Linked DNA regions of Homo sapiens: region 2 is linked to region 1. A link is a loop called in an ENCODE intact Hi-C map of the cell type or tissue named here. Cell type or tissue: CD4-positive, alpha-beta T cell. All regions are shown on one strand. Each heading gives the region's core, and the rest is flanking DNA. Links, peaks and the distances in the headings are about the cores only. Region 1 has its middle 20 kb from the start of FOXI2. Region 2 has its middle 24 kb from the start of MKI67.

Region 1 (8,329 bases), core at 123-8,122:
TTTTGAAGCAGAAGGAATTTGCCCCATAGCCGCCACAGCTGGGAATGTGCTGGGTCTCACTCAAAGCCTGCAAGCCTGAGAGGCAAAAGACCCTGATGTAGTACCTGAGTATCACTGTTGATTATTCTGGGCCCAAAGGCTCTTCAGTTAGTAGGTGATGAATGCTGGCAGGACTAGGTCCTTCCTTTCAAGGCAGCAGGTTCCCTTCTGGCACAGGGTGTGTCTAGAAATGCCATCTGGGAGGTAGAGCCTGGAATGGGGGCCTCATGACTGCCCAGTGCCCTCTTGCTGTGGCTGAGCTGGTATCCCAGATGCAAGACAAAGTCCTCACTCTTCCCTCTCCTCTCCTCAGATGGAAGGAAGGGGTCTCTTGGAGCCTCCAGCTGTGCAGGCTGGGGTTAGGAGAGGGGTGATGTCAGTACTTCCTTGGCTGCCCCAGCTGGTGTCTCAGTGTGCCACGTGCCCCCTCAGTCCACTGTCTCTGGGCCTAATTCAGCACTAGGACTCGACTAAGAGTTGCAGTTCTTATGGTCTAGACTCCTTTTCAAGTTTACTTGGAGACATAGAGTGCTGTAGCCCTCAATGGAGGGGTTTTCAGGCACTCAAGTTTGGTCCCCTGGGGTTGGTGATTCCCCTCTGGCTAGAGCTGCTTTAAATGCTCCCTCTGTGGGTGGGCATCAGCTGAGTTTTGTCCGGGTTTCCTTTCTGCTCTAACAGGACAGCACTGAGTTCAATTCCTCTCAGTTGCTGTGCTCTCCACCCCCCAGCACCCAGAGAAGCTCTCAGCACCATGCTGCCACTACCAGGGGTGGGAGGGGTGGCATCGACAATTCCAGACTGTTTATTCTGTCTCTTCAGTGCCTCTTTCAGTGATATGAAGTTAAATCTACGGACTGATTTTTGGTTCTTATGAAGGTGTTTCTTTCTGTGTAGACAGTTAACTTAATGTCCTTGCTGGGCCCAGGCTGGTGAGGGTGGGGAAGGCGGAGACAATCAGTGGAGCTTTCTATTCCACCATCTTACTCCACCTCTCTCTCAAATTTTTTATTTAAATGTGTTATTTTATTCTTTTTTTTTTTTTTTTTTTTTTGAGACAGAGTTTCCCTCTTGTTGGTCAGGCAAAACGAGTTAATTTTTTGAAAAGAGCTGTCCACTCAACTCATAGAAGGTCCCACAATCTGGGTTGGGCATGGTTGCTCACACCTGTAATCCCAGCACTTTGGCGAGGCGGGTGGATCACTTGAGGTCAGGAGTTCGAGACCAGCCTGGCCAACATGGTGAAATCCCGTCTCTACTAAACATACAAAAATTAGCCAGGCGTGGTGGTGCACGCCTATAATTTCAGCTACTCAGGATGCTGAGGCAGGAGAACCGCTTGAATCTGGGAGGCAGAGGCTGCAGTGAGCAGAGATCATGCCACTGTACTCTATCTAGCCTGGGCAACAGAGTGAGTGATATTCTGTCTCAAAAATAAGAGTCCCACAATCTGAAATTGTCTGATTGTTTCCTTCTGGGGATGTTTCACTTATTGCTCTATCCTTTGGATTTTCTATACACTGAAAGTTTAGTCTATGAAAAATAAAATCAGATCAAGTAGGACAAATTTAAAATTTTATTGTCATTTAAAACTACAGATCACAATCCAGGAGACTTCAAACCAAGTGGTAGGAAGTGCACTGTTTAATTAGCAGTTTCCACAGAGTTTAAGGAGAAAGTATTTTGATATTTTTTGTGATTGGCTATTATATTTTCTTTTTTTGGAAGGCAAATAGAGTTGTTTTAGCCAATCTGTTTATAGCTGTTTGATTTAATTTCACTGAATCATGCTGACAAGGCCATAAGACTTACATCTTGTATTTCATTTGTGACGAGAACTAGCATTTAGGGGAAATCAGGATGACTTAAAGTTTTGATTACATGGTTATGGGCAGTTGGCTTTAGGTTATCTCTAACCTGTGGTCTCCATTTTTCTTTTTCTTTTTTTTTTTTTTTTGAAACGGAGTCTTGCTCTGTAGCCCAGGCTGGAGTGCAGTGGCGCAATCTTGGCTCACTTCAACCTCCGCCTCCCGGGTCCCAGTTCAAGCAATTCTCCTGCTTCAGCCTCCTGAGTAGCTGGGACTACAGGCACGTGCCACCATGACCAGCTAATTTTTGTATTTTTAGTAGAGACAGGGTTTCACTATGTTGGCCAGGCTGGTCTTGAACCTCTGATCTCGTGATTCAACTGCCTTGGCTTCCCAAAGTGCTGGGATTACAGGCATGAGTGAGCCACCTTGCCCGGCCCATTTTTCTTTTTCTTTTCTTTTCTTTCTTTCTTTCTTTTTTTTTTTTTTAGACGGAGTTTCACTCTTGTTGCTCAGGCTAGAGTGCAATGGCGCGATCTCGGCTCACTGCAACCTCCACCTCCTGGGTTCAAGCGATTCTCCTGCCTCAGTCCCTCGAGTAGCTGGGATTACAGGTGCCTGCCACCACGACCGGCTAATTTTTTGTATTTTTAGTAGAGACTGGGTTTCATCATGTTAAACAGGCGGGTTTCATCATGTTGGACAGGCTGCTCTTGAACTCCTGACCTCAGATGATCCACCTGCCTCGGCCTCCCGAAGTGCTGGGATTACAGTCGTGAGCCATGGCACCTGGCCTCCATTTTTATTTTTCTTTAACAGGTCTAAAGCTGTGTTTAGATTCAGGTTAAATTATTTACCTCATCACAATAGAAGGCACATAATGTCAGGCGCGTCTACTATTCCTGACATGGGGTTTGATCATTGGGTTAGGGAATGACAGCTGATCTCTTCATTGCAAAGGTCATCAGCCACTAGTCCATGGAGTGATGCCTGGATACATTGTGAAAATCCAGTTCCACAGGTAATTCCCGATAAGAATTGCTATTGCTTTTGTTTTCCATTAATGACCTCTACCTGAATCAATTGTTCACGTAGGAACTGGGAGTTGCAAAATTGAAATTTTCTAGTTCTTTCATTAGTTTAACATTCACTAACTGGCATTTTTCTGTAAAAACGAGCTTTCTATCATCTCAACTGAACTTATTTGGTTTCACTGAAATACAATTCCTATTAAAAAGGCAAAATAATTGCTTAATTCTTTTCTTTTATTGACTGGTTTTTAGAGTAATGTATTTGGTGAAACAGTCATCTTCATTGGTCACAACTTTTTGTTTTGCTGTATGGGATTTCTCTTCTTTTGAGTATCAGCATAGACTTAAACATTTTAATATGTTCAATGTTTCAATAAATTATTATTATTTTTGTGATGCTTATATCATCACAAATTGGGTCATGTGGAGTCCCCGGGGACTGGCTCTCGTGTCCTTTGGACGTGGCTCTACTAGTCTCTAGATGTTTCCTTCTTTTCTGACACGAGCTGGCCCAGTCTCGCTTTGTACAGTCCCTGACCCTGATATTAAATAGGCTACTTCTCCAGTGGTCCTGGATTCCTTTTCAGAAAGAACAGTAAGAGAAACCAAATGATGGGACTGGCGGTCTAAGTTTCCTGGGGAAGGGGTAACCTTGCTTCTAGACCTTTCAATGGACAGAACTAGGAAACATATTTCTAAAAATCATATGCTTCTTGTTTAAATTAAATACTTACAGGCCTTTAAAAAACCTACATTTACCCTCTACTTGTATCTCATTTCTCTTATACTGAAAATCTTGGTTTCTAATAATATCAACACAATTATCTCTTGTGTTATCTTACAGTATACCTGTATAGTTTCAAATTACCTTATAAGTGTTAGTATTAACAAACTACTAAATGAGATTTAAGAGATTTAAGATTCCTTGGTAGTTTTTTGTTTTTGTTTTTGTTTTTGTTTTTTGCAATGGAGTCTCACTCTATTGCCCAGGCTGGAGTGCAGTGGTGCCATCTCGCCTCACTGCAACCTCCGCCTCCTGAGTTAAAGCGATTCTCCCGCCTCAGCCTCCTGAGTAGCTGAGCCAGGCATGCGCCACCACACCTGGCTAATTTTTGTATTTTTAGTGGAGATGAGGTTTCACCATGTTGGTCAGACTTGTCTCAAACTCCTGACCTCAAACGCTCTGCGTGCCTTGGCCTCCCAAAGTGCTGGGATTATAGGCATGAGCCACTGCGCCCGACCTGTCTTTAAAAAATAGATCCCAGTAATGACATACAGTCAAAGGACTATGTTACAGAGTCACTTGAAATATTTTTCTCAGTGGTTTCTTGTTTTGGCATATAGTTAGGGTCATTTCATTTCATGCCACTTAAGTTTAAAGCCTTAAATTTGCTAAGAAATAAGAAGTTGGAAAACACAGTTGGTCATTTACCTACACAATATTTCTATTCTTCCCCGTATGTGTTAAATAATTAGGTGTGATGGAATTTATATAGGTTGATCGAGTGTTAAAATTTATGGCAAGCATTGGGATCATCTAAGGACTTTTAGGTTCGTGGTAACCTTTGTTGTGTTGTATCTCCACAGATAAGCAGACCCTTTCAGAGACTGAGAGGGAAGATGCTAAGCGTGCTTGACTTTGGCGATGAGAAAAAGTGTTTGAGATGTCAGCCTGCAGGGTCAGATTGACTCAGGCAAGAATCCTAGTCCTGTCAGTTATTACCTGTGTAATCCTGGATGAGTTAACCTGGACCCTCAATTTTCTTATCTGTAACACAGTAATAATAATCATCTCACAGGGCTTCATTTCCCATCCGGGTTAAATGAAACCATGCATATAAAGCACTTTGCACGTTTCCCGGCACCATACATGTAGCTAATGTTATTAGGGTGGTAAATAAGACTGCACTTTTTCTCTAATTATTCTATTGGTTTTTCAAAAAAGTGTTTTTATAATGAGCATGGTTTGTCCTCATAATAGCAAACAAACAGCAAACTCCAATAATCTGGGGGTGAGGGTGAGAAGGAGAATGAATTCCCTATGGTAGTTTTGTGTATTGATCATTCCTCTGTGAATTTTTCTGTCCTTAATTATGTGACTTTAATGCCATCTAGTGGAAGGTGACAGAGTCTATTTCCTCAAGTAGCTTCATTTGATAAGGAAAAAATCCCATGTTTATTTTATGTAATAGATGGCTCAAGTTCCATTCCTTCCTTATTAAAGAAATGTTCAGAATCCATAGTCATCAATAAAGATATTTTTGGTGAAATTTATTTTAAGGGCATAGCCTTTAGTATTTTATGGGTGAAAAATTTCCTACAGAGAGGGTAGGTTTGTTTTATTCTCAAACTTTTCTCTTGTATTTTTTATTTGTATTTAAGATTTTACATGTCAATTTTTATGATAAATCTACTGAATTTGTTGTAACATAATGCTAGCAAATACGCAGGAGCTTGCAGTAAGACTATTCTTTTTAAGAGAAAGACCTGTTGTCGTTAAACACTTTTTTTATTTTGCCTTGATTTTTTTTTAAATACTGAATGTGGAATGAATATAAAGTCTCACTGATCATGAACCTAAGCTCATCCAGTTTCGTGGTGGCAGCAGGGAGCGCCAGGGAGCCAGGGGTCAGGTTGGGCTCCTGCTTTTCCATCCAGTGTGACCTCGAGTAGAGCCCCACACCCACTTCACGTGCACATGATCAGACTGGGTGAGAAGCTCTCTCACATTTCATCTTGTGGCATCCTTTAATCCTTAGCTTCGGATTTGTAAAGGAGAGTGAGACCTGCTCTTTACCACTGTAGCTTACCAGTTATAGGGGAGTCTAAGTCCTGATTTTTACTTTGAAATAGTTACGGTAATCTATCCATCCTGTTAGGATGCTCTTGGCTGCTGGGGCATTTCTACCCCTTCCTTGCTGCTACCCAGATGTAACCCTGGCCACACCTTGTATTGACTAGACTTCAGAAATTGTTTTATGTTTGAATTACTTTAATTTTATTGCTTTAGTTGAATCAGTGTCTCCTGACTCCAGCCACCTTGCTTTGGGTTTGCTGCTGAATTGGGCCAGCATATGCAGGAGGGCCCAGGGGGCCCGGCTCCCAACTTCCTGCCAGAGATGCAGATGGAGATCATGAGACACACCTTAATGAGGGTACCATTGCTCCAGCGTTGGCACTTGCTGTGTTTAGGTACCACAAAAAGAAAGTACAGCTGTCATGTCTGAAGGTTACTGACTCTCCAGAAATGAGGAAGGCCTACGTGGTCTTCTTGATCTTGCTGCTGCACAAATTGTTGACACCTGTCCCCTGTCCTGGCTCAGAGATGATCCCTTGTGGCAGGGATCAAAAGGACATGAGAGCCCGAATGTTGTCCTAAGTGGCGGTGAAATTCGTGTTTAAGTGTGGGCTCTGGATAGTTGGGGGGGTCCTGGCTCTGAATCTATTTCTTTGCTCTGTGCCCTTTCCTTGGTTACAAGTGATGAACCTCATTAGCCTGGTGTGTAACGCACGTGTAATAACAGCACCTGCTTCCTCCAGCCACAGGAGGAAGCTCATATGTGCTAAACGGTTAGCATATTGCTTGACATCTGGTTAGTGCTTAATACATTGTTATTAAAAGTTAACTGTTATATGTTATGTATATTAAATGAATAAAGTCTCACTGATCATGAACCTAAGCTCATCCAGTTTCGTGGTGGCAGCAGGGAGCGCCAGGGAGCTACCTTTAGGTAGCTACTAACAGAATGTCAGCTCTGGGGACATAAAGCCAAATGCCCAACATCTGTCTAGGTTTGTTATACATTTCTAGAGAATTGCATTAAGAAAATAAAACTAGGCAGGGCGTGGTGGCTCATGCCTGTAATCCCAGCACCTTGGGAGGCTGAGGTGGGTGGATCACCTGAGGTCAGGTGTTCGAGACCAGCCTGGCCAACATGGCAAAACCCCCGTCTCTACTAAAAATACAAAAATTAGCCAGGCGTGGTGATGAATGTCTGTAATCTTAGCTACTCGGGAGGCTGAGGTGGGAGAATCACTTGAACCCAGGAGGCAGAGGTTGCAGTGAGCCAAGATTGCACCACTGCACTCCAGCCTGGGTGAGAGAGCAAGACTCCCTCCCAAAAAAAGAAAAAGAAAAAGAAAAAAAGAAAAGAAAAGAAAACCAATCTAATTACAATATGGCAATCATCTGTGTATCTCCACGGCACATGGAGTGGGTGGGGCATTGGGTACAAGGTTGACCAGTTCATTCCGAGGCACCACACTGGGCTGGTGGGTCTCACTCACCCTTCTTGGTCTGTGAGGACCAGGTCTAGTAGCCATGGCCAGAGTCCCTTACACAGTGCAGCTTCTGTGTCCTGAGACCTTTACCACCCTGGAGACCCTAGAGAAGCAATGGGAAGAGCTCTGACCAGGGAGCAGGTGGGCGGCCTTCAGGTTCCCGTTTCACCAATTACCATCCAGGTGCCCTGGGGCACCTCCGTTTCTCTGAATGGTGAAACATGTCATATCTCAGAAAGGCTTTATAAAGAATAAAAAGAGATGCGTCAAAGTACTTTGTGATGTGCTACACAAGGATATTGGTTTTTTTTTCTTCCGCAGGAGACACTGAAGGAATATGTACACCTCTTAAAAAGAAATGATGTTCAATTAGCCTTTTACCAAAACTGAAAAATTTTTAAAATTTACTCTTCTTACACATATTTTTTTGAAGTCCCCTTAAAATGAAGTGCAGCCTACTCAGTCTCACTTTCTCCTTAGATATCGGTGTGGTTACAATGACCAGGGCTGCATACATTTTAGAATAACAAGTATTTAAAACTGTGCCAGATATCGTCTGCAGCACACATTTCTCCATCTGCTCTTCCAGGCCTTTGTATCTGCTCTTTTGTTCTGCGGGGATACAAACCTACAGGAGCAGCTGGGGTTCCATTAGCTTCTGCCAATTTGAGACTCTTGCATTAGGCAGGAGAAGGTGGGAGCCATTCTCTTTCTGACGGCACCTCTGGTGAGGCAGGGCTGTAGATCCCTGCTAGGGGCAGTAGCAGGGGACTGTGGAAAGCTGCAGGTCTGGCAGGAGCACCTGTCGCAGTGGCAGGTGCATGGGATTCTTCCTGCAAAGGTGGCAGCCGGCAGAAGACAGCTCCTGGAGCCCTGCACAGGATGGCAATGGGCACGGGATCCGGTGAGTTCCAGCTCTAGCGAGAGGTGGCAGCTCTGCAATCCCTGATATCACTGTAAAACGATGACAATCTTTAATATGTACTATTTTGTATCTAGATCTTTCATTCAACAATGTTTGTTAAATTCTTCCACATTGTTGCAAGTATTGATAGGGTTTTTGTTTGTTTGTTTGCTTGTTTGCTGTCGTCTATTCCATTGTGTGACTGTGCCATAATTTAACTATCCATCTCTCCCGTTGGTGGATATTTTCATTGTTTCCAGTGTTTTGAC
Region 2 (8,329 bases), core at 205-8,204, 430 kb before region 1:
GCTACCGTTTTCATTGCTCTGAGGTTATCTGCGTGTGCTGATGGCCTGGAGAAGCCATAGGAAACCATCAGGATGTACACGCAGCAGTGAGGATGCAGGAATCAGGGCTTCCTAGGACCGTGCGCATCGTTTGGGAGGAGTTGGGAGCATCTAAAACTGGGACCTTCATGCAGATTTCTTAAAGATGCTTCTGCGATGTCCAGTTGGATTTGGGTCTGGAATAAGGCGTGCCAAGTCACAAAGCTCCTGAGCCACAGGGTGTCACTCCTGATGTTCTCCCTGAGTGGGTGTGTTCTCAGGGGTCTGGGGACAGGAGCTGCATCCATGAATCCCAGCTGGAACTCTGTTACTAGAGAATCTGAATACAGTCACTCGTCAACTGAGCTTGTCATGTCAGTCGCCCTCCCTCACAGGGTGCTGTGGATTCAGGTAAATGTCTACTAATACTTCTCATTCCTGAATAAAGAAAAAAATGTGAGGCTCAAAGGGAGAGATGAGCTTAAAGCCTCAGAAACTTGGAGTTCTTCCTGGGGAAAGGGGGCCTCTGAAACACATGCCTCCAAAACACCTCAGACTACAGTATGAGGATTATAGAGTTTAACTAAAATGAAAATAAAACAAACAAGCAAAACTCTCACAAAAATGTGAAGAATAAGAGGAGACAATTCCAGCTGGGCATGGTGGCTCACACCTGTAATCCCAGCACTTTGGGAAGTCATGTCAGGTGGGTTGCTTAAGCTCAGGAGTTTGAGACCAGTCTGGGCAACACGGTGATACTCCATTTCTACCAAAAAAAAAAAAAATAGAAAAAATTGGCTGGGTGTGGTGGCACACACCTGTAGTCCCAGCTACTCAGGAGGCTAAGGTGGGAGGATGGCTTGAGCCTGGGAGATGGAGGTTGCAGTGAGCGGAGATCATGCCGCTGAACTCCAACCTGGGTGACAAAGCGAGATCCTGTCTCAAAAAAAACAAAAAAGGAGACAATTACAAGAACATTTTGAAAGCCAAGGGCTGATAGACAAGTAGTAGCTGACTGAGTGGCCCCTGAATGTGGAACTTTAACTTGGCCAGAGAAAACCAACACTGACCTGGCTTACCTAGGGAAGAGAGGCTGGGGACATGGTGGCAGGAGCCACAGGAGGTGGGGAGGAGGCACCAGAGATAAGCACGTGAAGAGCTGCTTAGCATTCTCTGAGGGGTGGTCTCAAGTGGGATGGGATTGGACGCCTGTTACAAGATGGTGACAGCCCCTGGCTCCTCCCCCACTCCCCTTGGCACCGGATTGGACGGCTGTTGCAAAGTGGCGAGAGCCCCGGCTCCTCTCCCACTCCCCTCGGCCAGATGCTGCTGTCCCTTTCCGCTCCAGAGGAAGGCCAGAGGCTATGAAAGAGGTCCCTGGGCTGAGAGACCCTGGACACAGTTGAGGACTGGGAATTCCTGTAGAAACAGAGGGGCTCAGTGCATACCAGCAGCCTGTTTCCCAACTGGGCTCTCAGAAAACTGACGACAGGGCTGTGCCCTCCAGGCAGGAGAGCAGGGATGTCTTCCCCAGGGAATCCAACCACCTGAAAGGGAGGAAAGAGCTACAAAGACTGACATGGGGGTGGGTGCTCCAACCAACCTCCCAGACCACCCACCCCACTGCCCAGCTCCCAGGCCACAGCCCCAGGCACTGAGAGATGTCTGTCGGCTTTGTGTCAGTGTTTAACGGCAAATGATCAGGAAGCACTGGACAGCAGAGGAAAGGAAACCACGTGGAAGACAGTGACCAAAACAGATGGACAGAAACATGCAACTCAAGGCAAACGGAAACTGTATATGGAAAAGGAAAAAAAATCATTAATATCCACAGAGAGCTGGGAGCAGATACTAAAACCATACAACAAGGACAGAGATTCATCAAAAGGAATATTTAGAGAGCAAAAAAGTATTCCTGAGAATTAAAAATACTATAACAAAGGTTAAAAAATTAACAAAAAGATTGGAACAAAAAAAAAAATCAAGGCGATCTCCCAGACACCCAAAAGAAAAAGAAATTGATAATAGGAAAGAAAGGACAAGCAAATGAAAGATTCAGCCCAGGAAGTCAAATATCCAAATCACAGGAGTGTCCAGAAAGAAAGAGTAGTGAAGACCAAGGGGAGGAAATTAACTCATAAAATCATCCTAGAAAACACCCCAGATCATGAAATTCTAGCTTAAAGGGCCTCACAAGCAGCCTGAATGCAACTGATGAAAGTAGGCCCATGGAAATGCACACTATGGTGAAAACTCAGAGCTCTCAGAACAAGCAGACGACCCCTCCAATTTCCAGAGAGGAAAAAGGCAAACGAAAAACAGGCCACAGGTGAGGATCAGGGATCAGGGATCAGGCTGGCTTCAGGCCTCTTGACAACAAAACCAGGAGCCAAAAAACAAGGGACTGAAGCCTCCGAAATTCTAAAGGAAAATCAAGAACAGAGCAGGTGTAAAGTAGAATAATAGCATTTTCCGACAAGCAGGTTTTTTGTTTGTTTGTTTGTTTGTTTGTTTTTAGGAGGAGTTTCACTCTTGTTGCCCAGGCTGGAGTATAATGGCGTGATCTCGACTCACTGCAATCTCCACCTAATAGGTTCAAGCAATTCTCCTGCCTCAGCCTCCTGAGTTGCTGGGATCACAGGCGCCCACTACCATGACCAGCTAATTTTTTGTATTTTTAGTAGAGACAGGGTCTCGCCATATTGGCCAGGCTGGTCTCAAACTCCCAACCTCAGGTGATCCGCCTGCCTCAGCCTCCCAAAGTGCTGGGATTACAGGCGTGAGCCACCGCACCCGGCCCAGACACGCATGTTCTTTAAACTCCTTCCCATGCACTGCTTCTTAGGAGATGGCCAGTGGGGGTGCTCAATAGCAAACCAAGAAAGAAGAACATTTCTCAGGAATGCAGGCCCTCTAGGGTCAAGCACCAGGAAGAGAAGAGAATCCCAGGGCAATGGTCGGGAGAAGCCAGGCCCCATGAGGCACAGGCTCTGGGAAGTAAAGGGTGCAGGCCGGATGCCCCGTCAGAAGCTCTGGGAGAGGCTTCCTCAAGTAGACATCTGGAAGGTCAAGACAAATGACTCTGTGATGAATGCATAAAACTGAGCAACGGGAAAAAAAAATTAAAGAAAATTGACTCCAGGAAAAAAAAATAAATGTTCAATCAAGTAAATGGTAACCATCATTTACTACATGGCTTAGCTTCAAACAGCATTTACATAGCTGTAATAATGTACACTGTTGTAGTCAAAATCACAATATAAGTACATGAGAAGCATGCATGGATAGGAAAGGCATGAGTGGGGGTTGCGGGCGGTGACAGGGAAGAACCCGGTGTGCTTTATCATCTCCCCAGTGGGAAGGGTGCTCAACCATGAGACAGCAAGAAGGACTGCACCAACACAGAATCCGTCGCTGCACCGCTGGTTAGCTAAAAGGATCCAAAGCAGTTGCCTCCTGGGAAAGGAATAACAGCAGGTGGGCCGAACAGGGTTGCTCTGAGTTACGGGGGTGTGTGATTTGTAACAAGCCTTCTAAACCTATTTTGTTTTTTAAATCAGGTGTAAGTACAGCTTTGATTTTAAAAGAAAACAAAAGTTAAACTGTTGCTCCATGAACTCTTAGTTGGGTAACCACCAGCAAGGGGATCTTTATGATACTGATTATAGACGTCTAGGAAGGAATGTTCCTTAGTTTTTAGTTTTTTGTGTTTTGGTGGGGGAGAACTTTTAAGTTCAGGGGTACAAGCACAGGTTTGCTATATAGGGAAATTTGTGTCATGGGAGTTCCATCTCCGAGGGGTGGTGGCGGAGCTCCCTAGGCGGCTGTGGACAGCGGGCGCCCCCCGGGACGCGCAGGGCCACGCGCTCGAGGCCCCTCCGTGCGCCCCGCAGGCTACGTGCCCCTGGACAACTCCAGCTGCCCGGTTCATCCTTTTCAGCACGCTGCCTGAGATCAAACGGACCAGAGATGAATGCCTAAAACACAGAGTGGCTGATTGGGCAGATATGTCTTAAGTTTCCAAATTAATAAATATATCGTTGTAGGCTAAAGTTTCCAAATAATAACAATACTAACAATAGTAAGCTAATAGAAAGGAATGGCTCAACAGGGTAACGCCGGCCCACTGGCGTCCAGAAACAGTTGAAAGGCGTTTGTCCCACAACGTTTGGTAAGCGAACGCTGCACCGCGCACTCGCTGGTTCTGGGCTCCCAGGTGACCGCTGTTTCCGTTCCCACCAATCCCGTCCCGCTGCGCCTCGCCTGTGTCCGCTGCGAGTGGGATTCGCCATTCCCAGACTCCAGGTAGCCAGGAACGCGCCGCGCGGGCCGCGTCCCCATCCCCTCGGGCCCGCGCATCCTTGGGAAACGGCCTCGGGAGCGCGCTGTGGGGGGTGCAGGGTGGAGTCCCTTCCCCTCCCCCTTCCGAGGACGCAAGGGCGCGGGGGCCCTGATCCGCCGCCAGGTGGCGCTACGGGCCCAGCCACCGCGCTCCAGGGCCGCGTGGGCTCCGCTCCTGTGACCGACGTGCGGGGGCGCTGCGGGGCGCCGGCTGGTGTCGCGGGCCGGGGACACAGGCTGGGGGCGCTGCAGGTGGGGCGGGCTGGGGGCGCTGCGGGGGGCGCTGCGGGGGGCGCTGCGAGGAGGCGGGCTGGGGGCACTGCGGAGGGGGCGCTGCGGAGGGGGCACTGCGGGAACCCGGGCAGGGGGCGCGGGCTGGGGTGCGGGCGGGAACGCGGGCTGTGGGCGCTTCGGAGGGGGCGCTTCGGAAGGGGCGCTGCGGGGACGCGGGCTGGGGCCGCTGCGGAGGGGCCGCTGCGCAGGGGGCGCGGGCGCCCGAGCCTCCTCTGTGGGCTCCGTCGGCGGCAGCTGACGGTGGAGTCTGGGCCTGCGAAGGTGACCTGATCCTTTGCTCTTTCAAGAGAAGCCAGAAAGCTAGATTTTTGTTTGAAATGTTGGCAATTGATGTACTTTAAATGTTAAGGGAAGTTCCTTTTCTGAGAGGGGTCGGACGGCTGTCACCGGACGCGGGGTCGTCCTGACTGTGCGGGAAGCCGGCGGCGGGTGACACTACAATGCTGAGGCCGCCCAGAGCCAGAGGCCTTGAAGCTGTCGGGACCCAGGAACTCCCCAGGACGGGGTCCCCAGACGTAGGGCGCGCCCCGGCACCAGGGCCTGGCACCTCTCCCTGCCAGCTCCACCCCTGTCACGGAACCCCATGCCCGCCACGACTGACTTCCTAATGTTCTTCATGGCTGAAACACTTAATTGTAAAACCTTGTTCTCGTGCAAAATTTTAACCATACACAGAAGTAGAAAGAATCACAAACTGGCCGGGCGTGGTGGCTCATGCCTGTAATTCAGCACTTTGGAAGGCGGAGGCGGGCGGTTTACTTGAGGTGGAAAGTTCGAGACCAGCCAACATGGTGAAACCCTGTCTCTACTAAAAATACAAAAATTAGCTGGGCGTGGTGGCACGGTCCTGCAATCACAGCTACTGGGGAGGCAGAGGCAGGAGAATCCTTGAACCCAGGAGGCGGAGGTTGCCGTGAGCCGAGATCGCGTCACTGCACTCCAGCCTGGGCCACAGAGAGAGACTCCATCTCAAAAAAAGAAAAGAAAATACACAAACCCCGTGTACCCATCACCTAGCTTCAGAGATTGATGTTCATAGCTAGGTGTCACCTATTAATCCCCACCCCCAGGACACTTAACCACACTGTACCCCACCCCTGTGGGGTTATTTTGGAGCAAATGTGAGAAATCATCTCTCTTTCTCCATAAATATTCCAGGGTGTGTCACTAACAGTTAAAGACTCTTTTTAATATAACAATGCCATTGCCACACTAATAATAAAATCATCACACCAAAAAGTATTTCCTGGATGCCATCAAATTTCAATGTTCAAATTTCTCCAACTGCTTCATAAAAGTGTAGTTAAGAGTTGTAACAGTTGATTTTTCCAATTCAGGTCCCAATAAGCCCCATGAATTGTATCTGGTTGGTTTGTTTTTTTTTTTTTTTTTTTTTGAGACGGAGTCTCGCTCTGTCGCCCAGGCCGTACTGCGGACTGCAGTGGCGCAATCTCGGCTCACTGCAAGCTCCGCTTCCCGGGTTCACGCCATTCTCCTGCCTCAGCCTCCCGAGTAGCTGGGACTACAGGCGCCCGCCACCGCGCCCGGCTAATTTTTTGTATTTTTAGTAGAGACGGGGTTTCACCTTGTTAGCCAGGATGGTCTCGATCTCCTGACCTCATGATCCACCCGCCTCGGCCTCCCAAAGTGCTGGGATTACAGGCGTGAGCCACCGCGCCCGGCCCGGTTGGTTTTTAAAGTTTCTTTAATTAAGGTAAAAAATGTATGCATAGTAAAATGAACAGACCTTAAGTGTAGAGTTCTGAGAGTTTTGGCAAATGTGAACCACCTGTGTGATCCACACATCAATCAAAATATGAAAGTTTCTATTACCTCTGAAAATTCCCTCCCCTCTCCCCATGAACCCAGCCCAGAGGAAACCGCTGATCTGGTTTCCATTATCATAGAATACTTTTGCTGTTTTGGAAATTCACATAAATAAAATTAAACAATATATTGTTTTATCTGCCACATTTCTTTCACCCCATATAATGTTTTTGAGATTCATCCACAGCGTTGCACATACCAATATTATGTGTATGTTCATTCCTTTGTAGTATTTCACCATCTGAATATAATGCAATTTATATTGTAATTTATTCTGTTAGGAAATATCCTGTTGATGGCTATTTGGATTGTTCCCAAGTTTTGGATGTAGTGAGTAAAGTTGCTTATCCAAGTCTCTTGTGGCAACATGCCTTCGTTTTCTCTTCAGCAAATTCCTCATAGTGGAATTGCTGGATCATAGGGAAGAAGTCTATTTAACTTTGTAAGAAACTGCCCAGAGTTTTCACAGCACAGTTTTACCATTAATGTTCCCACCAGCCAAGTATGAGAGTTCCACTGTCCCCACCTCCTCCCCGTTTGCTCTTTGCCATCTATTTTGTCTGAGCCATCAAGGTGGGTGTGACTTTTCTAATTGTGGGTTTAAATGGCATTTCCCTGATGTGATGGGAATGAGTTCCGTTTTTATTTCTCTGAAAGTGCCTTTATTTCACCCTTATTTTAACAAGACATGTTCTTTGGTGCATTTTCACGCTGTTGATAAAGACATACCCGAGACTCAGTAATTTATAAAGAAAAAGAGGTTTAATGGACTCAGTTCCACATGGCTGGAGGCCTCACAATCATGGCAGAAGGCGGAAGGCAAAAGGCACTCTTGCATGGCAGCAGGCAAGAGAGAATTGAGAACTAAGCAAAAGGGGTTTCCCCTTATAAAACCATCAGATCTGGTGAGATGTAATCACTACCACGAGAATAGTGTGGAGGAAACCACCCCCATGATTCAATTCCCTCCCACTGGGTCCCTGCCACAACATGTGGGAATTATGGGAGCTACAATTCAAGATGAGATTTGGGTGGAGACACAGCCAAACCATATCCCTTTTATATGAAAATCCAGGTGGGCAGATTTTTCTCTCAGCAGCTGTTCCCTGCAGAGTCTCCTTGCAGAGCCTTTCCTTGGACTTTCCAAATCCAGCCCTTGGCTAAGGACTGACAGCATCTCTCAGGCAGACCACTGCCTGCCCCTACCCTGTGCAGCTTCCTCCCACACAGCCTCACCCACAAACCCACCTTTCTCCACAGCCACAAACTCCGATCTCTGCCTTCTTAGAGCAGAGAGGCCATTCCTCTCCACGTGGTCTCACCTCCCTGCACCCTAACTGAAACCTGGGAGTGAGGGGAAAGAGGAGCTCAGGTCATGTGCCTCCCGCCTCTCAAGGATGGCAGCCTTGCGCTGGCTGTAGCAGAATACCGGAAAAGATCTGCCTAAGGTATGTTGTCCAGTTTTAAAGTTGTTGGTGGGAGGAAAGTGAGTCGAAGTCCTTTGATCTGCTTTAAAATATGTTGGTTCTTGGTCAGGCGTGGTGGCTCATGCCTGTAATCCCAACACTTTGGGAGGCCAAGGTGGGCAGATCACTTGAGGTCAGGAGTTCAAGACCAACGTGGCCAACATGGTGAAACCCCGTCTCTACTAAAAATACAAAAATTAGCTGGGCACGGTGGCAAGTGCCTGTAATCCCAGCTACTCGGGAGGTTGAGGCAGAAGAATTGCTTGAACCCAGGAGGCAGAGGTTGCAGTGAGTTGAGATTGTGCCATTGCACTCTATCCTGGACGACAGAGCAAGACTCCATCTTAAAGTAACATTAAAAAGTTGGTTCCCTTGCCCTCTTT

What was found. A loop is a pair of places that touch in the nucleus more often than their neighbours do. Peaks named below come from ENCODE experiments on the same cell type or tissue, not always from the same donor. Only the 100,000 strongest peaks of a DNase experiment are listed, where the experiment ranks them.
Region 2: a loop joins it to region 1, with 33 times the contacts of the local background. A loop is called at or near these places in 18 of 110 quality-filtered maps.

Annotation. Positions count from the first base shown.
Region 1 is chr10:127,712,642-127,720,970 of GRCh38, reverse strand. No RefSeq gene overlaps it. Among named protein-coding and RNA genes, the nearest start is that of FOXI2, 20 kb to the left of the region's middle. In CD4-positive, alpha-beta T cell, for the core only: CTCF peaks have their summits at 4,747 and 4,949 (motif pointing left); no DNase peak of the experiment used is centred there; H3K27me3 peaks cover 94 bases.
Region 2 is chr10:128,146,319-128,154,647 of GRCh38, reverse strand. No RefSeq gene overlaps it. Among named protein-coding and RNA genes, the nearest start is that of MKI67, 24 kb to the right of the region's middle. RefSeq lists a silencer at 4,209-4,648. In CD4-positive, alpha-beta T cell, for the core only: CTCF peaks have their summits at 4,246 and 4,446 (motif pointing right); a DNase peak (open chromatin) is centred at 4,507; H3K4me3 peaks cover 572 bases; H3K27me3 peaks cover 21 bases.